Linked DNA regions of Homo sapiens: region 2 is linked to region 1. Evidence: read pairs that join two places in POLR2A ChIA-PET (ENCODE). Cell type or tissue: Caco-2. All regions are shown on one strand.

What was found. ChIA-PET counts read pairs that join two places held together with the same protein. Peaks named below come from ENCODE experiments on the same cell type or tissue, not always from the same donor. Only the 100,000 strongest peaks of a DNase experiment are listed, where the experiment ranks them.
Region 2: POLR2A ChIA-PET joins it to region 1 with 10 read pairs; 4 of 35 experiments call an interaction of 5 or more read pairs at or near these places.

What each region holds. Positions count from the first base shown.
Region 1 is chr2:85,252,297-85,260,296 of GRCh38, forward strand. All of the region lies in intron 3 of TCF7L1 (transcription factor 7 like 1), which reads left to right. Among named protein-coding and RNA genes, the nearest start is that of TCF7L1-IT1, 70 kb to the left of the region's middle. RefSeq lists enhancers at 3,199-3,921, 3,922-4,645, 6,814-7,536, 7,537-8,000 and a silencer at 6,810-7,104. In Caco-2, no CTCF peak of the experiment used is centred here; DNase peaks (open chromatin) are centred at 3,245, 3,875, 4,165, 7,055 and 2 weaker places; H3K4me3 peaks cover 928 bases.
Region 2 is chr2:84,983,326-84,991,325 of GRCh38, forward strand. All of the region lies in intron 1 of KCMF1 (potassium channel modulatory factor 1), which reads left to right. Among named protein-coding and RNA genes, the nearest start is that of KCMF1, 16 kb to the left of the region's middle. In Caco-2, no CTCF peak of the experiment used is centred here; no DNase peak of the experiment used is centred here.

The DNA.
Region 1 (8,000 bases):
TTTGAAGCCATATTCATGGCAGCTGTAGTCCTGAGCATTCGCAGGACTTGTAGATAATTCACCTACGTGGTCTCGGGCAGTTATACCCTGTGATAATTTATAGCCACCCGTTCAGGCAGACAATTCCACATGAGCATTTGCTATCACTCTACTACCCTGACCCAAGCCTCGGTGTGACCCAAGCCTCGGTGTGACCCCTCTGCATGGCCTCTCCAAAAGAGATCCCTTCCCTGGGAGTTTGGGGAGCCTCTGACTCCCAGGAGAGTAGCAAAGCCAAGAAGGGGGAAATAAAAGACCACAAAAGAGCGGTGTGTTTTGAAGGAATGAATGTTTTCTACAGCCCATTTCCAAAGAACAGTCTAGAAATGCTTGCACACAAACAGTGTCATCAGAGTAGAGTAAGTGTGTGGTTTCCAAGCAGCCCCTACCACAAGCTCCCCGAGGCCTGTGCCTGCCAGGGAGCCCAACCTCAGCACCTAGTATCCAGCTCCCCAGGGAAACTGTTCTGAGCATTAGTCCTCCCTTCTCTGAGCCCAGAACGGCAGGCTGCAACTTCTAGGGTTGAATGGATGGCAGCTCAAGGAAACAGAATGGCTTTCTGGTTTTAAAACCTCAGAAAACCTAAAAACTTGATCTCTATTGCTTTACTTTAGGAAATTTTAGGCCCTTTCTCAGACGGCCTAAAATTAGACCTTCGCCACTCCCAACCAAAGCATGTCATGACATGGAAGAAGGTGGTCCCTGGCCTAATGACCCATTTCTGTAAAAATGAGGTAGGATGTGTAAACAGTGCAATAAGACTATGGAACAACAGACCGTGAGCCAGTGTCACCTTAAATGTAAACGTTAGAGATCTAGGCTTCTGAAGAAATGTTGGAAAGCCTATTAAACCACATAGGTTTGGGATTTTTCATTGTGTAGCAGACATATGGCTTAGTGTTTGATTTAAAAAATAGGAAGTTGGTGGCCATTTTCATGAATAGTTTGACAGCCAGTCAGAAGTGTGATTGTCGTTTTACCTAAACGCAACTGCTGTTGTTCGTAAGGTCAGAAACCTGCTCACAGGGGCGGGGGCGGGGAGGTCTGGTCTGTTGGCTGTTTGACCCATTTGGTTACGACCTCCATGCTTTGTCCTGAGTAGGCTGGTTCATGCTGGCAAGTCAATGCAGAAATATTGATCAGGTTCCTACTAATTGCAAGGATTGGGTTGAACGTTGCAGTAGGTAAGTAAAAGATGAGTGGGGCCATGACCTTATATAGGAACTGTCTGTTTCCTGGTCCACCAGAGCAACAACACAAGTAGTGGAACTGATCTCAAGGCAGGGAAAGGTTAGTGTCACAACAGAAGAACAGTGAGCTTTGGAGCCTCAAAGAAAGAGGGGCCATCTCCCTGTCCTTAAAAGAAATCTTCCTCCTTTTTACTACCATCGTAAGAGTTTACCTACTCCAGGCCCTGTGCATGCTAAGCGTTCACTCAGTTAAACCACCACACAATCTTAGGAACTGGATTATACTAATACCTTTTCAACATGTGGGAGCTGAGGCTCAGAAAGATTAACTTTAGATCAAGGTAACAACTGGTAAGGGGTACAGTCAGGATTCAGTCCTAGCTCAGCCAGACCCCACTGTCATGTGTGACCTTGCAGTGGGGCAGGGAGTGGCAGCAGGAGACTGAGTGGGAGCCCTTGGGTCTTTGGGATGGTTTCACCTTTGGAAGATCCAGGCCCCTCTTGCCATGAGAGCCCCATGAAGGGCTCATGGCCTGGAGCGGGTGGGAGGGCAGGAAGCCCAGCTGGGCACGGGGCAGCTGGAGGAGTGCCTTATTTGAGGCTGCTCTCGCATCATCTCATTAGGGATAATCATTTGTAGACTTGCTGCCACTGCAAACCATCGGCCCCGCTCAAATTTTCCCTGCAGCAGTGATGATGAAGTGATTCCTTAGCAGAACTGCTGGGTAACACAATTAATTCAGACTTGGGGTGGATGTTAGTGTGAATTAGGGGGTCTTCTGAATTATAAAACCTTTCAAAAGGAGCACAGGTTTATTGCTTCTGAACTTCACCAGGAATTGAAGCCAGACTGGCAAGGGGGCTCCCTGGACGAAGTCCTCTGTGTGTCCCTTGTAGGTCAGTGGTGCTTTTTCCTGCATTGGGGGGGCTTGAAGGTTGTTTCATAGCCATTTAGATATTCCCCTTGGAGTCTTGCTTGCAATTAATCTGTACTGTCTGTAAAAAGGGTTTGCCTAGCAAAGGTAAACTCCAGCACCCCGATCCACATTAATGAGTTTTGCCTGTGTAAACCACGTTAATTGTGGTTGTTGCTTTTTAATTGTCCTTAAGTTTCTTGTATGTTAACTGCTCCAGGCTAGAACTCTGGTTTCTGTTTCCGTTGGGGGCTCTATTCTCACTCCTACCCAAATAGCCTCGCCAATCTGCACTGAGATCTGCTCCCCTGCCCCCACCCTGTCTGGCATTAGTACTAAGAAGAGAATGAAGCTCAGAAAAACAGCCTCACTGGCCTAGATGAGGAGGCACAGGTATGTGGGGAAAACACGAGTGGAAGCCACAAGGTCTTCTGAGGGTCTGGAACTACCAGGTCAAGAGAAGAAAGACTTCAGATTGTCACTGTTGGATGTCTTAATATGAGGAAGGACTCAAACAGAGCTGTCCGCAGCTGCAACTGGCTGTCTTGAGAGGTGGTGACCTTTCTCGAGAAGGGTGGAAACTGTAGCCAGACAACTACTTGGTGAAGCAGCATACAGAGAGATCGCCCTTCTGATGATGCGCCCAGTCTGAGGCCTCACTGAGATGGCCTCAAGAGTGTGTCTTGAGCTGGTTAGAAACTTACCATCCTGGGCCCCACGACACACCTCTTGACCCAGACTGCATCTTAACAGGATCCTCAGCTAATGCATGCGATTGTTCACTTCCAGGGCCTCTGGTTCAGGACCAGGGTGCATGAGCATCACCTGGAGGAGATTTTTAATACAAATGCAGGGGCTGAGCTGCTGGCCTAGGACATAGAAGGACCATTCCCATACCTCACAGTCCAGCTGTCTCCCCATTCCCTCCCCCCTACATGCTGTTGTGTTTCCAAGTTCATGCCTGTGTGCACACCTGCACACAAGGGAATAGGAAAATGGCTTTGATGTATGGAATCATGTCTACAAGCTGCTTCAGTCAGGGGCCCTTCTTGCTGAGAGACCAGGCAGCTTTCCCAGGGAGCCCCAGGGCAGGGGCCTGAGGCACCTGCTTCCTGTTCTGTCCCCTGAGAGCTCCGCTTTGCCGGGAGAAAGGAGAAGCCTAAACAGGGTGGGCTGGGTCTGCGAGGCCTGCCTAAGGCTGCCCTCTGCCTTCCCAGCCCTTCAGTCCCTGATCCTTTCGGGCCCCTCCTAGGCCAGAATGTCCCAGATTAGATGGGGTGGGGAGGATGTCTTCTGGTTGCTGTAGGCCTGCATTAGGGGAGTATCCTCTCTGGTCCCACGTGGGGCAGGTGCCCAGAGCCAGGAATGAGCCGCCTGTGGTGATTCCTGTGTGTCTGGAGTCCAGGAGTCCCTTGCACTGTTGGCCAGTGGTCACTGTGCGGTGATTGACTGGGCTCAGTGTCTGTAGCTTTTGTCTGAGCCCCTTGCACCCCTCCCCGGGGATGATTGTCTGAGTTGGTGGATGTTAATCTGCAGCCCCTGAGAAGCTGCCTGGCAAATGGGAGGTTAATGTGCAAACAGCGGGGAGCATTGTCCATGTGTGAGGCTGGACAGCAAGTGGGAGGGAAATAGTTAAAAATCCTATTCATGGCTCAGGAGGGGAGGAGGGGTGGGCGCAGGAGCAGGCCCGGCCTTGTGCTAATCTTGCTGGAATGTAACTAGTTCGGGCAGTTTCTGGCTTCGATGTGCTTTGGGGCCGGTTGGCGTCCCCCCCGCCCCAACCCAGTACATCGATGGTGCGTCCGCGCGCCGAAGGCTGCTCTTTGTGTTCTCTGCAGCCACAGCTTAGAAGCGTCCGAGTCAGACCGCTTTCAGTTGTAAGGATGGGGAGGGAGGAAGCTCAGCGAGGCAGTTGTGTTATCCAAATCCACAGGCTCTTTCTCTGTTGGAGGATTTGGGTGGGGGAAGGGAATGGGCAGAAGAGAATGTTCAAGGAGAAAGACCCTAAACCTGTTGGGTCAGGCTGCTCAGCTGCCTAGAGGCCTGGGAATGCCTAGGGGGAAGCCCCTGCTTCCGGACACACAATCAATTACATATAACAGTGGGGCCTTGTGTGTGTAGGCGGGACACTGGGAGGGGTCGGCTCACAGCTCATGTTTTAATGCTTTACAAGGAGAGTGTGTTCATGCATTGCTTCTGCAACTTATAATCAATTTAAAACATTCTACATCTTGATCTAGGCTGGTGGTTACATTGATATTTACATATTGGGCCAGGTTTGGTGGCTCATGCCTGTAATTTGGGAGGCCGAGGTGGGTGGATCACCTGAGGTGTCAGGAGTTCGAGACCAGCCTGGCCAACATGGCGAAACCATCTCTAATAAAAATACAAAAATTAGCCGGGTGTGGTGGCGGGCATCTGTAATCCCAGCCACTCGGGAAGCTGAGGCAGGAGAATCACTTGAACCTGGGAAGCAGAGTTTGCACTGAGCTGAGATCGCACCATTGCACTCCAGCCTGGGTGACAGAGTGAGACTCTGTCTTAAAAAAAAAAAATTACATATTAAAAATTCACTAGAGCCTGGGCAACGTAGTGAGACCCCCATCTCTACAAAAGTTTTAAGAATTAGCTGGCTGTAGTGGCACATGCCTGTGGTCTCAGCTACTCGAGAGGCTGAATCAGGAAGATTGCTTGAGCCCAGGAGTTCGAGGCTACAGTGAGCTCTGATTGAGCCATTGCACCCCAGCCTGGGCAACAGAACAAAATCCTGTCTTAAAGATTCATTGAGCCGCACACGAGATTTGTGTACTTGCTTATGTATACATATTACACCTTAGTTTTAAATATTTTAAATTAATTTAAAAAAAGAAAAATCCCTCCTTCCTGACCTACCAAGGCCTTGGCTGTCCAGCACAGCTGCAGGGAGGAAGAACAGGTTCCCCGGCTTAGCTCCAGGGCATCCTCGGACTGCCCACTGGAGTGGGCGCTGAGCTCCCACACCGCTGTTTGGAAACAGAATGAAGTTGCACAGCAGCCAGATTCTGGGGCTTCCCCACCCAAGTTTGCCACTTTGCTCATGGGATTTGAAGAAAGCATCAAAGGCAGCAGCTTTAGAAAATAGCTCCAAGGGCCCCCCTTGGAGTGAGGTCACCTTCTCAGCTCACAGAGGGCTGTGGTGCCAGCTGCTGGCCACACATGCCCACGGGGCTGCTCTGGCCCTGCCTGACCCTGACTGGCTTCCCCTTGCATCCCCTGGGGAGCCCACGCCCACTGCACAGCATACCCACCAGGTGCTGCTGCCCTCCTGAACTCTGTGGGACACACTGCTGCCCACGTGGGGACTGCCCCGGAATCAGGACCCTGGATTTCTCCTCTGCTACCTGCCCCCTCCCGCCACGTAGTGAGGGTTCCACATTATGAATGTCATGGTTCCTTCCGGCTCTTGATTTTCCATGATTCGGGATCAGGAAATGATTTTCCTCTGAGTATTTTTAGGCCATGAGACTCAGTATAACAGTCAAATCCTGGCTCCACAACCCCTAGCTGTGTGGCCTTGGATAAATTAAAATCTCTCTAATCTTAGTTTCCTCATATGTGAAATGGGAATAACAACAATACTAAACTCAGTAGGGCTGATGAGGATTAAGTGGAAACCAGACTAATGTTGTATTCATTATCTGGGATAAAGGTTAGCCTGTATCATCATAATCAAAACCACACGACACAGTGTGCCTCACAGTCCAGTGAGCCAAATCCTTGCCTGTGCACACTGTACCCTTAGACCTGAGCAGGGGGGGCCTGCATTGGACCCTACTTTGGAGGGCCCTGCTCTGACCACCCTGACCACTTCCTTCCTGACCAGGCCAGGAATCCACGGAGCTGAGGATCCAAAGAATGGGATCCTGAGGCTTGAGAGCCTGCCTGACTCTTCCCTGGACGTGCACCAAGCCACTGGTGTGCACACCTATAGGTTGAGATAGGGGGCTCGCGTTTGCCTGGGGCTGAGCTTTGATGGGGGTGCTGAGATGTCTGGGATGTTTCCATGTGTGGTCCCAAGACCTCATAGGACAAGATGGAACTGGGAATGGTGGGGGTGCCAGATCAGGCTCTCTTACCACCACCGCATTCTGGTACAGAACCCAGGAGTCTGGGAATTCTAAATTCGAGCCTGGCCTTTTCGTAGCATTCATATTTGTCAAGGGAGGAGGAGAGAATGTATTTAACAGTTTGTCAGCTTGAGTTATAACTTTTACATGTGTAAGCGTATGGGCTTGCATCTATGTTCTTGTCCCAAACCCTGCAGATATTGGGGTTGGGGGGGCTGTCTGCATGCCCTTCCTTCCCCAGTGGGTGACCATCACTGACCCCTGAGACTTAAGACAAATTGTAGCCATGCCCGCCTCCGAAGGCGTCTTTAGGAAAACAGTGTCGTAGGTCCTTTCAGTTCAAAACCCTTGCTTATTTATTAACATGAATACGTTGGTTCTAGAATAGAGCCTTGCCCTGTGGAAATTGCCATCTGTACTCTTCGAGGTCTACCTCAGATCCCACCTCTTGGCCTAACTCTGTAATACCCCCACACTCGGTGACACCCCCACTCTATGACATTTACCATTTGGGACAGAAGCCCTGTCCTCCCTACCTATAGCTGAGGCCACCTCCCAAGACACATTGTCATTCTGTCCCCCACAGCACCACACACAGTGGCTGCGCATGGTGGATGCACAGTGAGTATTTGTGGAATGAGCGGCCGAGCCGCTGCAGACTGATGAGTGTTCTGGGGCCTGTGTTTGTTTTCTAAAACTGCTCTGTCAGTAAGCGCCCCGCCAATCCCCGTGTAAACATATTCAGATCCTAAAGAAGATCAGGCAGCCACCCTTTAAAAAGCCCGATAAACCCAACCTTCATTTGTATTATCTTTGGGCAGGGTTTGCTTGGGAATTCGTATCTGTAGGAAATCTTAGTGCTCGCTGCTGGGAGGCAAATTGTTCGCATTCATTTGTTCTTTCAGTGGTTTGGCCCTATAAAGCAGAGGGCTGGCCTGAGGGAAAATTGTGAAAGAATCTGAGTTTGTCTTTGGGGTAGAAATTAAACAGCTTCTCTAGGCCTTGCCCTCAAACTTCAGCCCTGTTTACTATTGAAGATTGTGTGTCTCAAGGGGTAAAGAGAGCCGTGGGATAATGGAGACTGAAAAAATGTTGCGATTTAGCCATTTTGTTTTCTTTTTTCCTTGGAGAATAATCTTTTGGGAAAAACTTGGATAGAGACCCTTTGAGCCATACAATTTTTTAAAGTTGAATTCAAGCCTCTAGTCATGGCTTGATTCATTTTTTTCTGAACAATGAACAAAGAAATGCTGGTAGAGAGCCTTGAAATGCGGGGATGTTGAATGAGGAAAGGAAAAAGGAGGGCCGTGAGTGTTCCTGAGCACTGGCTGGACCCTGCAGAAGCTTCCGATCATTCTGGAGGTCTCCAGAACTTGGTGGCTGGGACACCAGATACTGTGCATATGTGAGGGGAGGGCCTCTGAGAACTCCCAAGAGGCCCCCAGCAGCCTCCCCCACAACTGACCTTTCACAGTTGGCACTAAACTGCAGGCTTATCTCCTTTCTCCATTTCCAGGACTGCAAATTGCAGCACCTGGAACTAAGACATCCCTGGAGGGCAGGCCTTCCAAACTCGCCCCCATTGATTAAGGCAAACACTGCTTCATCCACAATGTTACAGTAACATCAGCAAGAAGAAATGATGATCATAGCTGATAGCTGTCAAGTGCTTACAGCGAACCAGATGCTTCTGGGTGCCCTTCTCTATTTAATCTTGGTATGGCAGTGTACGTTGGCAGGGGACTGGAATT
Region 2 (8,000 bases), 270 kb before region 1:
CTTAAATTTTTTTTTTTAAGAGACAGAGTCTCACTCTGTTGCCCAGGCTGGAGTGTGGGGGTGTGATCGTACCTCACTGCAGCCTTGACCTCCCATCCTCAAGAGATTCTCATACCTCAATCTCCTGAGTGGATAGGACTACAGACATGTGCCACCATACCTGGCTAACTTTTGTTTTGTTTTTTTTGCTTGTTTGTTTGAGATAGAATTTCGTTCTTGTAGCCCAGGCTGGAGTAAAATGGCGTGATCTCAGCTCACTGCAACCTCCACCTCCTGGGTTCAAGCAATTCTCCTGCCTCAGCCTCCCAAAGTAGCTGGGATTACAGGCACCTGCCACCACACCCAGCTAATTTTTTTGTATTTTTAGTTGAAATGGGGTTTCACTGTGTTGGCCAGGCTGGTCTTGAACTCCTAACCTCAGGTGATCCACCCACCTTGGCCTCCCAAAGTGTTGGGATTACAGGCGTGAGCCACTGCGTCCGGCTGACTTTTGTATTTTTTATAGAGATGGAGTCACCCTATGTTGCCCAGGCAGGTCCTGAGCTCCTGACCTCAAGCAATCCTACCTTGGTCTCCTACAGTGCTGGGATTACAGGAGTGAGTCCCTATTCCCAGCCAAAGTCTTAAATCTTAAATTTTACATTCATCATATTTTAATTCAAATGCTAAATTTTCATTTAAAAAATGCCTCAGTTGAAAAACATATTCACATTTATGCGTTGAGGGTCTGCTAGGCTTTTGCTGACCACCCTGTCTAAAGTAGCTCATACTCTGGCTGGCCATGGTGGCTCATGCTTGTAATCCCAGCACTTTGGGAGGCTGAGGAAGGAGGATTGTTTGAGACAAAGCTGGGCAACATGGTAAGACCCCATCTTCACAAAATAAGTAAATAAATAATAGAAGTTTCTTTGAAAAAATAAGTAAATAAAGTAGCCCACACTCTATATATATTTTTTGTAGGGATGGGGTCTTGCTGTGTTGCCAAGGCTGGTCTCAAACTCCTGAGCTCAAGCAATTTTCCCGCCTCAGCCTCCCAAAGTGCTACGATTACAGATGTGAGCCATCACACTTGGCTGTGGATTTCTGCTTCAGTTTCTGTCCTAAGAACTTAGATTTTTCATTTCTTTTTCACCTTAAAATTATTTTTTAACATATACTGGTTTCATGACCTTTTATTTATTTTTTTCTTTTATATTTAAAGAAGCTTAGCAGAGGCTGGGTACGGTGGCTCACACCTGTAATCCCAGCACTTTGGGAGGCTGAGGTGGGTGGCTCATCTGAGGTGAGGAGTTCGAGACCAGCCTGACCAACATGAAGAAACCCCGTCACTACTAAAAATACAAAATAACCTGGGTGTGGTGGCGCATGCCCATAATCCTAGCTACTCGGGAGGCTGAGGCAGGAGAATTGCTTGAACCCGGGAGGCAGAGGTTGCGGTGAGCCAAGATTGCGCCATTGCACTCCAGTCCAGCCTGGGCAGCAAGTAAAACTCTGTCTCAAAAAGAAAGAAAGAAAGAAAGAAACTTCTATTATTTATTTATTTTGTGAAGTTGGGGCCTCACTATGTTGCCCAGGATGGCCTCGAACTCTTGGGCTCAATCCCCTTGCCTCAGCCTCCCAAAGTGTTGGGATTACAAGCTTGAGCCACCATGGCCGGCCAGAGTATGGGCTACTTTAGATAGGGTGGTCAGGAAAAGCCTATCTGAAGATGGACATTTAAGGAAAAGCCATAGTTAAATGAGAGAGATTTAAAGGAAAAAAAAATACGACTGAGGATACAGCAAGTGTAGAGGTCCTGAAATTGGAATGTTCTTGGAACAGCACAGAGGCCATGTGGCTGGAGGGCAATGATTGGGGTGGAAAGGGGTAGGAAGTGAAGTTGGCGTAGTTCGAGCCAGATCTTGGACACCCTCGCATTGTAGGCTGTGTTGAGGACTGTTGAACTGTGAATGCTTTGAGAAACACATTTCGGAAGCCCTGCTTCTATAGAAAGGTCTTTTTGACTAACTAAATGGCAGGGGGTGGAAAGTACATACTCAGTTTGTGTCCCAAACATCTCTAAGAACATTTCTTTACAAACTTTCCCTACATTTACCGTTCTTTTAAGCTTTGTCTTTCTTGACCCCTGTTACTCTATTACTCTATTTAACTGATGTTTCCTGAAGGGTGTGGGGTTTGGTGGAAGGTGAATCTTCCTAGTTTGAATGTAAAACCCTTGGGCCTGGCCTGGCGCGGTGGCTCACGCCTCTAATCTTAGCACTTTGGGAAGCCCAGGCAGGCGGCTCACGAGGTCAGGAGTTTGAGACCAGCCTGGCCAACATGGTGAAACCCCGTCTCTACTAAAAATACAAAAATTAGCTGGGTGTGGCAGTAAGTGCCTGTAATCCCAGCTACTGGGGAGACTGAGGCAGGAGAATAGCTTGAAACCAGAAGGCGGAGGTTGCAGTGAGCCGAGATTGTGTCACTGCACTCCAGCCTGGGTGACAGAGCCAGACTCCATCTCAAAAAAAAAAAACCCTTGGGCCTAGAAACTAGGTCATCTACATACATTAGCAGCTCTCAAACTTTTAAAAAAATATAACACAGAAATATATTTTATATTCTGATGCAGTAGTCACATACATATGTAATGAAGCAAGAGTAATGCAAAATAGTACTTATCACTACTTTGAAACATATACTTTGTTTTCTATTCTGCTTCATTAAAAACCAAAATACTAGTTGTGACCTTCTAGATTGATTTCACATTCTATTCATGGATTGTCACCTCCTATTGAAAAACACTGGCCTTGGATGTCTAACCTAAAACTTTGGGTCCTTATGTGCAAGGTATTATGATAAGTACTATGAGGCATTTAGAAAACTCTTAGAATTTTTCCTCCTAAAGTATGTGGTATGACTGAAGCAATAAGGTCTAAGTATTTAAAATAAAATAACCCTTGTATGACTGGGGCAATTAAAAGTGTCAGCTCATTTACTACAAGTTCTGTAGTGTTGGCAAGTGGAATGAGGTGTTATTTGGGTGTCAGAGAAGAGATTTCCTTAGGGTGGCATTTAAACTCAAGACTTGAAGAAGTATCGTATTTTTATAGGATGAGTTGGGGGAAGGGGATCCGCCAAGTGAGAGAATGTAGGAGGTAAAGTGCAGAACTAAGAAAACATGCAGTGTGTTGGAGAGAGGTAGGTGGGACAACAGTGAGGAGACCAGAGTTTCTGGAACAGAAGACTCCCGTATGTTAGCAGGGGGAGTGAGGTATATTAGAAAGGCTGGGCCGGGTGCGGTGGCTCACGCCTGTAATCCTAGCACTTTGGGAGGCCAAGGTGGGTGGATCACGAGGTCAGGAGTTCGAGACCAGCCTGGCCAAGATGGTGAAACCGTGTCTGTACTTAAGAAAAAAAAAAAAAAATTAGCCAGGCGTGGTGGTGGGCACCTGTAATCCCAGTTACTCGGGAGGCTGAGGCAGGAGACTCGCTTGAACCCGAGAGGTGGAGGTTGCAGTGAGCCGAGATCACGCCACTGTACTCCAGCCTGGGCGACACAGTGAGACTCCGTCTCAAAAAAAAGAAAGAAAGGTTGATGGACTTACTTAAGGTTCCAAGGGTGAAGTGGGACAGGGACTTATTTGTTTAGACTTGGGTTCAATGCTAGTAGTCTGTTTTCTCATCTGTAAAAGGAGGACACTAATGCCTGTTTAGCTACTCTCTAAGGCCTTTGTCAAGATGAAATGGCGGTGCATGTTAGGTTTTCTAAATTAGATAAAGCACTGCATAAATGTAAGGTGATGGTATTTTTTATCACGGTAGATAAGATAAGAAATGAAGGTGGGAGCAAGGTAGATAAGTGAAGGATTTTGATTGTCATGTGAAGGTCAGTCTTGTTCTTTTCCCATACAGATTGTGGGACAGAGGAAGGAGTAGTGCATTAAAAGTTTTAAGCAGAGAAAGGGAACAATGAAAATTGGTATCACTGAAGCAGATTGTTATGGTAGTATGTGAGAGATTGGTGCCTGTGCCTGTAGCAGGGAGACCTGTAGACCTTTTTGCTGGAATGAGCTTGAGCTTGAAATAAAAAGGATCTGAATTAGTCAATCGTCACAGGAACAGAAAGAAAAAAGATGCCTTAAGATAAAGGCTTATTGTTGAGAGAGCAAGGAATAAAGTATAAATTGCAGGACAGCCAGCCAGAGTGCTGGAAGAATTGCAGGTTCTTGTAGTAAATTGGGCATCTAGGAGGGGAGAGACAGGAAAAAGAATCATTTTCAGCTTTTGATGTTTTGAATTTAAGGTGATGGTAGGCCACTAGGTAGAAATCAGAAGTGGGAAATACTACTCTGGGGTTCAGGAGAGAGAAATTGGGGCTAGATTTAAGAATTTCATAGCCTTCTTTACTGAAGCCTGGGGATAGGCTAGATTTCTAAGGATGAAAGCATAGAGAAGGGAGAAGTATGTTCATATTTAGAAGCAAGAGCAGAGGAGTCAGGGTCAGCCCAATCAGAGAGCTAAGAGGAGGACCCTGCTTGTGTATTGACTTGGAAGACATCTTTTATAGTATAATAGCACTTGTCATGTGAGTGTTGACTTACTTGTCTGTCTGCTTTAAAAATGTAGGCTTCTGCCGGGCACAGTGGCTCACACCTGTAATCCCAGCACTTTGGGAGGCCGAGGCAGGCAGATCACCTGAGGTCGGGAGTTCAAGACCAGCCTGACCAACATGGAGAAATGCCGTCTCTACTAAAAAAAAATAAATAAATACAAAATTAGGCGGGTGTGATGGCGCATGCCTGTAATCCCAGCTACTCGGGAGGCTGAGGCAGGAGAATCACTTGAACCCAGGAGGCAGAGGTTGCGGTGAGCCAAGATCGCGCCATTGCACTCCAGCCTGGGCAACAAGAGTGAAACTCCATTTCAAAAAAAAAAAAAGTAGGCTTCTTGGGAATGGGGGTGGGAAGTAGAGTAGATGAAGAGGCAGCAAGGGGAGAAACTAATATTAACCAAGCATCTGCTATATTAATATTTATTGAATACTTACTATGTGCCAGGCACTGTTGTAAGCATTTCACATGTACCAACTCATTTAATTCTCTAAACAGTCCTATGAGATATGTATCATTATCTCAGTTTTATAGATGAGGAAATTAATGCACTGAGAAGTTAAGTACCTTCCCTAAGATGGCACAGTGTTTGATAGAGCTGGAATTCAAACCTGGGTTTGGGTTCTTAACATTAAGCTCTGTACCAAGAACTTTTAGACTGGTTCCTACAGCAGAGACCTCAGTTTAAAGGCTTAAAATTTCAGATCCACCCAGCAAGGCATATGTTATTCCCTTTTACAAATTAGGAAGTTGAGTTTCAGAGAGGTTAGGTTATTTGTCGTAGGTCCCATAGGTAGTAAGAGAGAAAGCCAGGATTTTTAATCAAACTCTATCACAGACCAAAGCCCATGTTCATTCATGTTTAGTTGAGAAGCCATCTGACTTTTTCTTTGGAGAACCACATAGCAAATGTGGCTTTGTAGGCCACATGGTCTTGATTGCAGTTACTCTACTCTGCTGTTGTAGTATGAAAGCAGCCATGAGACTTTGTATAAACAGATGAACATGACTATGATCTGGTAAATCTTTATGGGCACTGAAATTTGAATTTCATATAATTTTCAGGCACCACCAGATATTCTAAGTTCCCCCCACCCTATCATTTAAAAATGTAAAAACCATTCTTAGCAGGTTGTACAAAACCAGATAGGGGACCAGATTTCTCCACGGGCCATAGTTTGCTGACCTCTGCTTTAATCGATTCTTCTAATAAATATGTATTGAAAACTTACTCTGTGGAGATGTGCTGGGCACTGGTGACAAAAAAAGGGAGTTTCAGTCCTATGAGACAGGTGATTATAATACAGTGTAGTAAGAACTGTAATAAATTTATATTTACCAGATATAGTGGAAAAAACAGATACAGAGGCTCCATACTTTGATGGTGAATTTATAAAGGCATCTCAAAAAATAATGATAGTTGATGGATTGCCAGGCTTGTGGTGTAGGGGGAAGGCATAGATAGCATTGCTGAGGCAGAAAGGGAGGGATAAATGCCAGGAGATGAGCTTTGTCAAGAGGGTAGGGTGATGAGGAGTGAGTTTTTAGGTAATTTTAAGCCAGGGAGTAACATCTGATTTTTGTGCTCTGAAAGATAGCACTTTGGAGGATGGATCTGCAGGGAGGAAGGTATAGGAGGGAGACAGTTTCATTACCACAAGAAAAGATAATTGCTGTAGTTGTAGAGGTGAGTAAGAGTCATATCTGGTGATCGATTAAGCATGAGGATTGTGGAAGAATGAAAAGTCTAAGAAAACTTGGGTTTCTGGCTTGATTAATTGGGCGTTGCCATTCATCATGATGCATATAGAGGACAGAGAAGCATGCTTTCAGGGGTGGGTGCAGGAAGCAGGGAAAAGAGAAGGGACTTTGGTTTTGGCATGTTAGGTTTGAGGTGCCTGAGGGACATCCAGGTAGAGATGTCCAGGGGGATTTGAACATGTGAACATGAGGACTAGGCTAAGAGGTGTCCATTGTTGTAGAGTGATTGCTCAGTGATGTTGAAAATACATGGATTGAGAAGATAAGGAAACTGAATTGAGCATTGGAGGAGCAGGAAACTAACTGAACAGCCTGGAGAATGGGAGGACCAGGTGAGAGTATTGGTGTTGAAACTTAAGAAGATGATTTTCCTGAAGAAGAATATGGTCAATAGCACTACAGAAAGGTCAAGAAGATAAGGAATGCCGTGTTCATTGGCTTGAGCCATTGGAATAGGGAAGGTTGTGGAACTTAATGAGCAGTTTCAAAGGAGTGGGCTGGACCCAGATTGCAATGTGTTAAATTCTGACTGAATATGAGAAATTGAGGACACTACCCAAAGGTTTGGCTGTGAAGGGAAGGAGAGATGACAACAGCTGGAGGTATCTCTAGCACCTAGTGCATATTTTGGCACATAATAGAGACTGGGAAAACTCATTCATTCTACAAATACTGTGCCAGACACTATTACTGAAGCTAGGGATAGAGTAATGAAAGATAAGAGGAACTTCTTCTCACTCTGAAGCTTATATTTTAGTGGAGACTGGGGGTTGGGGGGTGGAGTAGAAATGAAACATAATTTTGGAAGGTGATAAATATTCTGAAGAAAATAAAGTAGAGTGAGAGAATAAGGATTGCAGTGACTCACTCCTGTAATCTCAATACTTTGGGAGGCTGAGTTGGGAGGATTGCTCAAGCCCAGGAGTTTGAGACCAGCCTGGGCAACACAGGGAGACCCTATCTCTGTTTTAATTAAAAAAAAAAAAATTGCATAACCTTGGAAGTCAGATGATTGGTGTGTGTGTTGCTGTTTTAGAAAGGATGATCAGGGAAGGCCTTTTGAGGAGGTGACATTGGAGCAGAGACTTCATTAAGTATAAAAGTCCTGAGTTGGAACACGGTAGGACAACAGGGTGGTTGAAGCTGCTAGGCAAAGAAGAGGAGTAGAGAAGATGAGGTAGGGATAAGCTGGGCCCAGGTTATATGGGACATTTTAGGCCTTGGTGAGGAATTTGATTTTGATTCTTGCTCAAAACCCAGTGGATGGTTTTGAGCAAGTTACTGACTTAACCACTTGTGTTCGAGATCATTCTAGCTGCAGGGTGGAGTGAGGCGAGAGTAGAAGGCAAGACTCCTAATTGGGAGGCTGCTTTAGTCAGAAGATGAAGGTGCCTTGAGCTAGGATGGAGGCATGACAGTGATGAGTAGTGGTGGCCTGGCCCAGATGTATCTTGAAGGTAGAGACAATGAGGACTTGCTGGTGTAATGTAGGGGAAAGGAGGAATCAAGGATGACAGCTCAGTCATCTCTGTGAAAGCAAGTGGTAGAGAAGAGGGCCATTTACTGACATGGGGAAGGCAGGAGGAAGGGAGAAGCATTTTGGAGATGGAGGTCAAGAGTTCTGTTTCAGGCGTAAATTAGGGATGT